Linked DNA regions of Mus musculus: region 2 is linked to region 1. Evidence: chromatin contacts called from ENCODE Hi-C or POLR2A ChIA-PET data. All regions are on one chromosome and are shown on one strand. Each heading gives the region's core, a stretch centred on a gene start or an enhancer-like site at or near the end of the contact. The rest is flanking DNA. Distances are from core to core; before and after follow the strand shown. Region 1 holds the start of Bhlhe41 (basic helix-loop-helix family, member e41). Region 2 overlaps Gm32838 (a long non-coding RNA gene).

Region 1 (3,663 bases), core at 575-3,074:
GACGAGCTGTGCGCAGCGCGGCTCCCTGGGTGTCCAGCTCTCAAAGCGCGCGAGGTATTGCAAGACTTCTTTGGCGCAGGTTTGAAACCCCGAGTGGAACGCATCCAAGTCGGCCTGGACCGGCGATTTCAGAGAGCGCTCCCCTAGGGTGCACGGGGGAGGGAGGCGAGAAGAAAAACCGCGGCGTTAAGACATCTGCTCATCACGTGGGCCCTGCGCTGCCTACAGTGAGCTCGGCTTTTCCTGGGCATTCCAGCGATATAATCCGCAGACTGCCGAGAGAGGAGGGGGTGGCGCGGTGAGGCGCTCTCTTCCTGGCTGAAAAACCCAACTGAAGAGGTGCAGCCGCCACTTTAAATAAAAACGGGGCTCCTCCAGCTCTGCGGGAAGCCTTTGGGATGCTCTGGGTACTTGCCACCAAAGGGAAAGAGGCGACGTTCACCAGGAGAGGACGCAGCGGGGGAGTCCTAGCGTTGCGCCCCCAGCGTTACCCCCTTTTGTATCAGGGCAGGCTGGCTTCCTCAGACCCACTTACCATTCTGTAAAGCAATTATCTTCTGATGCTGCTGCTCAGTTAAGGCTGTTAGCGCTTTCAAGTGCTTTAAAGTTAATTCCAAGACTACTGCTTTCTCCAAATGCCCCAGTGTCTGCAGTGGTGCGACAAAGGGGGACAGGGGTTACTTTAAAACACGCATTTTTATTTCCACGCAGCCCAGCAACTTAAGACAGGCACACACACACACACACACACACACACACACCACTGGGAAGGAAGCGCTGCTCAGCTCCCCACAGTCAGGTCGTCAATGATCTCTGCCATTAGCCCGGAGCCCCTGTTCTGAGTCTCTGGGAAACTCTTAGTTACAGCACAAGTTAGAAGGCAGGCCTCTTAATATTTACATTTATTATCCTATCTCTGGGAATTTTATCAGGTAAATACACCCCGGAGTCCATCAGGAGAATGAAAATGTGCATCTTACTGTCAATTTCAGATGTTCGGGCAGTAAATCTTTCAGCTGAGCAATGCATTCATTAATTCGGTCTCGTCTCTTCTTTTCTATTAATCTGTGCGGTAACTTGTAGGTATCCTTCATACACGAGCCAGAGAAAAGATACAGCAGTGAGCTAAACATTCATTCACTTACTGGATAGAACCCTCCCACCCCAACCCCCAAACACACTATGTAATGAACTAATGCCCAGAACTCTCTCCTCTAGACTTCTAAAATGCAATTTAAATTCAGGTGCGGTGTTGAATATCCCCCGGAGTATCCAGCAAGCCACTTAAAATTCACAGTTAGGAAAGCTCAGGGCTGGAATATATTTGCGGGCAGAGTTTCCTTGCGAAATCAATGGCCCTAATTAACTATCCAGGCAGGTTATGGGAAACTTAAGACTTACCTTGGTATCGTCTCGCTTCAAGCTCCTTTTGGGTTTACACATATACAAAGAGGAATAGTCCAGTCTGCAAAAACAGAAATCAGCATCAGGCCCCCATTCCGGGAGGGGCTCTGCCCTCACCCGCTCCATATCACTTTGTGCAGGGGATTAAAAAAAAAAAAGCCAAACCGACGCCTAGACAGATATTCGCAACGGTGCGTACACCTTACCCTATAAAATCCCTATGTTCCAGTAACTGTCTCTCTTGCAAATGAGGGATTCCTTCGTCCATGTTCAATGGCTGTCCGTTTCGATTTGGAGGTTTCTGTCCTGTAATCTGTGGGACGGTCGCCTGGAGAGATTTTGGGGGGATGTGTGCGTCTCCAGGCTGTCTCGCTCTCCCTCTTCAGTGCAGTATTGAAAGTGTGAAGCAGTTGGCCGCCCCTCCGCCCCGTGCTCGCTCGCTCGCCCTCTCGCACACCCGCGCGCGCACACCCGCGCGCACACACGCACTGCGCTGGTAGTTTGCTCTCACTCCGGGCAGTGTTTGGCCACAGGGCACGCGCGTCGCCGGCCAGACCAGCACCCAGCTCACGTGCGGAACGTACCATCCGCGGTCCAGCCCGGAGGGGGGCGGGGAGGAGGGGCCGGGAGGGGGCGGGGACACCTGATTGGGGCCACCTGGAAGGAGCGGCCACCCGGCGAGCCGTTCGTCTTCCCCGAGGCGCTGCAGGGCGCGGGGGCGGGGCGGGACGAGGGGCTCCCCCGGCTCGTCCAGCATCTCGGTGCAGAACCGAGGACGTGGCCTTTGGCTTTCCCACCAATTGCTGTTGGTTTGGGCCAGAGAAAGAACGCGAATTCGTGGTGGCTAAACTTGAGCGGGGAAGGAAAATTCGGAGATTTTGCTCATTGTTTACTGGCCAGGGGTGAAAGAAGGGTCGGGTAGAAAGACACCCTTTAGGTCAGGCTGGAGACCTACCCTGAAAAGGGGGTGACTTGCAATTTGCTTCCCGGATTTAAGATCAGTGAAAATGTAGACACTGATTCAGAATGTCGCATACCAAGTGGTTCTGGCAACAGTGTCCCCGGGCCACCTAAACTTCCCGCAGCAGCCGGAATTGCGGTGACACTAATCACACAGAGGCAGATGACGTTTGGGGCCTCGGGTGCTCCCGGGGGAGAGCAGGGAGGGGGAAGGGTGGCACAGGGCAGGAGGCACGCAAGGACTGTTGCGGGAAAGCCACGCAGTCCGGGTCCTGCCCGCCCCAGCCTGCGAGACACTGTGCTGCCTCCCGTCTCCCTCGTGCGATAAGCCACGCCGAGAGTGTGGCGAGCCCACGTTTACTACTGGCACCTCCGCGGCCTCCCTCCTTAATCCTGTCTCCAGCGGGTACCAGCACAGGGCCGGCAACGTGATGCGACCTGCGGCGGCTGCCACATCAGCGCGCAGGGATGCCGTGCGCGCGCCCCGTGTCCTCGGGAGCTCGGTCCACACAGCTGGGGACAGCCGTCCCCAGGTGCTCAGTGTCCCCACAACTCAAGCTAAATAAGAATCTGAATTCCATCCCCGTGGGCAGGGAGACCCCAGGTTGCTCCTACACTAATTTCTCAGAATTGACAATCACGTTCACTCTCGGACATTCGCTATCGCCAGCGGCACGAGAACCGAGAAGGAACCTGGGCCCCAAATGCACGCGCACTGGAGCGCAGCAGGGCCAGGGCAGCGGCGCTTGGGTTCCGGGGACGGATCTGGGTCGCGGGCCAGGGCGGCTGGAGCGGGTCACGTGCCGGGAGCCTCCTCCCCGCCTAGCCGCGCGGCGCTGGAGCCCAAGTCCTGGGCGGAGCTGCCGGGATGAGTTCCTTTCCAGCACCCTCCCTGGTTCCTCGAGTAGGACGACAGGGCTTGTTTTGCAGCAGGCGATTAATTAATGATAACAGTGAAAGTGATTTTTTTTAAATGCAGATTTGGATTTTTATTCTAAGCCCTTACTCCCTCTCTTGTCTCTAAGTGGTTATCTTTCTGATTCTGAGGCAAGTTAGAGCTCTCAACAGTTTATTAGTACAGTAAAGCATCCTGGCTTCCTCCAGTTCTTAACTGGCCAGGTTAGGTAGCAGCAGGCTAAGGTGAATAAAATAAAAAATAGCAGCAATAACAGCCCTCTGTCTACTGGATTTCTGAAAGTTCGTGGTCTCCAAACATACTTTAGGGTCAATCCCCCTTTTAAAATTATGGGATAGGAATATATAAGCCTGGGTCACTGCATCTTGGCCTTGTCAGTATAC
Region 2 (3,663 bases), core at 417-2,916, 130 kb after region 1:
TCAGATTCGGTTTGCCGCTCTAAAAGAAATTATGCTGCGTTATGCCGTGGGGTGCGAGGCTAAGCACTGCACAGAGGATAGCTTGCTGTTGGCATCCTGTGGAAGGCACGTCTGATTGCATGAAGGTTCAGTGTCCTAGTTCCCTTCCCCTAGGAAAAACGACACGGGAGCTGGCCAAGACCTCTCTGGGTGATGAGCCTAAGGGATGGTTTTGTGTAGGGCCCCTATGCTTGCACACTGGGGATCAGACCTCTACCTTCACCCATGAGGCTTGCTTGCAGCAATTAAGATCTGGCCATAGATTAATCAACATCCTGGCCTTTTGATGCACCTGCCACAAGCAAAACACAATCTCCCCAGGTGTGGCTTGGCATGATAGAGAGGTAGTCAGTGATAAGACTCCCTGGGCATGTCACCAACCTAAGACAGGGATCAAACCAATGCTGTTTGTCACCCAAGGACGGGTAAGGGGCATGGCTGCGGGGGGCTATCTACAGACATTCTCTCTGCCAAAAAAGAAAAAAGGGGGAATTGTGGGGAGCGGGTGTGGCGGCAGTCCCAAAGGCGCCAGGGACTGCAGCTAAGTCATATGACTTGCACCTGACTTCCTCATATAAGACACAAACATCTTGAGTGCTGGGCAGGTGTACCAGGATACAGGTGAATCCAGTCTGATGGAGATTTGCCCCTGCTGCCCTGATTAGCTGAAGCTGCGTGACCCTGGTGAGGTGGCGTGGCCTGCTGGTGCGTGGATGGGAACTGAGAGTATAAAAGAGTGAGAGGCCCAGGGTTCGGGGGAGATATAAACAGGGGAGATATAAACAGGGGAGATATAAACAGGGGAGATATATGGAGAAAGAAGAAACAGGACTGAATAAACGTGTGCAGAAGGATCCTGTAGCAGCGTCGTTCTTCCTGGCCTGTTGAGTGCGCGCAACAATCCTGCAGTTCAGCTGAAGTGTACACTGAGGTCCAGTGAAACAGGGTTTTGCTGGGGAACCAGAACTGGCACCTGACCTTAGCTAACCTTCAGTCTGGGCAGACTTCCCCTGTGGGCATGCATTTCCATGTAAGGGTCTTGCAAGCCTCACCATCTCTGCATTAAATAGGTCCTGGAAGTGGACATATATCGGGGTATGTTTGGCTTCCCATAACTCCTTAAAAGCAATTCCCTGGCAGTGTCAGTAGGGAAGCCAGGATTGGGGTGGGGGTGGGGGAGTCTAGACAGGATCCCTAGGTTTTTTTCAAGAGCCATTTAGTCACTTTCCTCCAGAATCAGATCAAACTAGTCTCCTTTGCCCTGGGCCTTGCAAGTCAGCTCTGATGTCCGGGATCCCTCTTCTGAGATTTTTACGTAAGCACAGCTCTTGCAATTCCTTGCCCAGAGACGGTGTTCCTGGGTGGTCCTTCTTGGGTGGGTCTCTGGGCATAGAAACCCCAAGCCACATTTCCTCCTGAGCTTTGCAGAGCCAGGCAAATCCTGCCTCGTGAAGCTCAGCTCCAGCTCATTTGGGAGATTAAGATCAGAGACGACGTGGAAGGGCCATGTTTTAACAAGGGAGAAAGCACAAGCTATTCAGAAGTTAGGCCTACTGTGCAGGACACTCCCGACACACACCACACCCTGGCTCTGGGAGCCTCTCCCATAAAGATGGTATCACGGGGTGAGGAAAGAGTCACACCACTCCCAGCAGGCCCCACATCAGAAGAGCTTCACTTTCAATTACCAGCAGCAGCTGTGGAAGCCACTTATGTAACGGGCTCCGGGCTCCGAGCCTCCTCCCTGGGAGGTGGGGAACCATTTGGTCTGTGCTAAGTAATGAGTCACGGTCAGAGTGAGGGAGCAGAAAGAATGGATTTCTCCCTTGTATTGCTTCATCCAAACCTGGAGTAAAACATGGAAAGCTAGTCGGGGAGGCACTACCTTGGGGTCTGAAATGCAGGTTCCCTGGGGCTTCCCAAGGGCTGACTAGGGAGGCTTTCTGGTGGGAAGCCCAGCTGTGCACTTAATGAGGACACGGTTTGAACTGTGGCTGACCTACTAAGGGATCCTTAGAGCCTCAGGGCTTTACCAGGCCCCGCCAAGGTCCAGGAGAGTGGAGATGAAGGAAAAGTCTTCGGAATGAGAGAGAATTTTTGCTGAATATCATTCAACCCTAAACTGGTGAAGTGCATCCTAGGGTGGGTCGGGAAAGGGACCTGTTAATACCAACTAAGAGGTCAGAAGGTTTGCTTTATCAAAGGGTGGGGAGATATCTTATGTTTGTGTTGTGAGGTAAAAATAAAAACAGAATTCAATCCCTGAAGTTTGTCTCCTAAGGGAGTCCACAGTCTGTCCGGTTGATGTTAGTAACCATCATGGCGGGGAGGGAGAACTGGCTCTGAAAATTGCTCCTTGTGTTCACTGAGGCACACGCACCCTACAAAACACACAGGAAAGTACATATCATTTTGAAAATTTATAAATTTATATCAGCAAATGCTTTCTTGTGACAGCCCTCTCCCCACACCATCACGCTTTTCCATGTGTCGTCATGAAGCCAGCATCTTCCCAGTCTCTCTTCTGTAAGCCCCTGAAAATCTGGAAGGGCATGTGGGGCCTCTTATGAAGCTGGTCAGATGTGTTTGATGTTGCGGCAGGTCGGTGTGTTCAGGGTGACTTGCCTGATGAACCTTGTGGTAGTTAATATTATCAAAGGGGGAAGCTGTAAAATCACATAGGAGACAAACTTCTGGGCATGCTATGAGGAAATTTCCAGACAGGATTCATTGACAGGAAAGATCTACCCCAACCGAACAGAACCATCCCATGGGCTGGGGCCCAGACTGAATAACAAGGAGAAAGCAAGCCGAGCACTAGCTTCCATCTCTCTGTGATTCCTGACTGCAGACGCCCGGAGAGCGGCTGCCTCCAGCTCCTACAGCCATGGACGCTATCTTCAAACCGTGATTCAAAGCAATTCCTTCCCCCTTTAAGGTGCCTTTGTCAAGCGCTCCGTTCCAGCAATGAGTAAAGAAACTAAGTAGTCAGAAATGTTTTATTCAGTGTACACACTTTCTGATAGCTGAGCCCTCCCTCCTGGGATCAGCATAACCAGAGGTCAAGGAAGGCCCAGGTGCCTGGAGAGGGTTCCTCATCCGCTACTTATACTGACTCTGATCCTGGAGTGCAGTTAGCATTTTGTGTGGGTCCTTGTCTGTGACATGGGACACCGAGAGCCCCTCCCACACAGGGTGGTTTTGAAGACCAAGGTGAAACTTGTGAAGTATTTAGGATTGGGGGCACTTTTAAACTGTCCCCACCCACCATCTTTACCGTCAGCTTAGTTTTCGCCACTAGCAATTGTGTTAGAATATACAAGCAGGTTTACGACTCATCAGAAACAGCTTTTTAGAGCTACAAAAATTTCTCTTCATCACAGAGTACCGATTCCATGTGCTGAATGAATTCTGGAGTTCCGTATCCCACGTGTGGCCGAGTTTCAATCCCCAGATCACAGATATCTACCAGTCCTGACGATGTAATATAAGAGCAAGTAGCTAAGTTCACCGATTCTAATCTGTCACGAACTTTGTAAACCCACCTATTCTGGCGTTGGCTGGGAAGGAAGGAGAGAAGATGGGGCTGTTCTTAGATTCCTTACTGGGAACTCATTTAGCTTC

What was found. Hi-C counts contacts between places; a loop is a spot of excess contacts on that map. ChIA-PET counts read pairs that join two places held with the same protein, here RNA polymerase II (POLR2A).
Region 2: a map of left cerebral cortex shows a loop between it and region 1 (4-fold over the local background). The contact joins the enhancer-like site here to the promoter of Bhlhe41 in region 1. A Hi-C loop is called at or near these places in 1 of 37 maps with a recorded cell type or tissue (left cerebral cortex). POLR2A ChIA-PET finds 5 or more read pairs at or near these places in 1 of 5 experiments (Patski).

What each region holds. Positions count from the first base shown.
Region 1 is chr6:145,863,596-145,867,258 of GRCm38, forward strand. It overlaps Bhlhe41 (basic helix-loop-helix family, member e41), which reads right to left and starts at 1,825. Exons shown (of 5, transcript NM_024469.2): 1 at 1,611-1,825; 2 at 1,402-1,465; 3 at 981-1,088; 4 at 536-647; 5 at 1-143. The coding sequence starts at 1,672.
Region 2 is chr6:145,997,090-146,000,752 of GRCm38, forward strand. All of the region lies in intron 2 of Gm32838 (a long non-coding RNA gene), which reads left to right. It overlaps Gm32914 (a long non-coding RNA gene), which reads right to left. Exons shown (of 4, transcript XR_869600.1): 4 at 2,447-3,663. Among named protein-coding and RNA genes, the nearest start is that of Gm32914, 15 kb to the right of the region's middle. Within about 2 kb of position 1,667, at least 1 of the 3 ENCODE cell types and tissues checked has a DNase peak (open chromatin) inside an H3K27ac peak, as active enhancers do.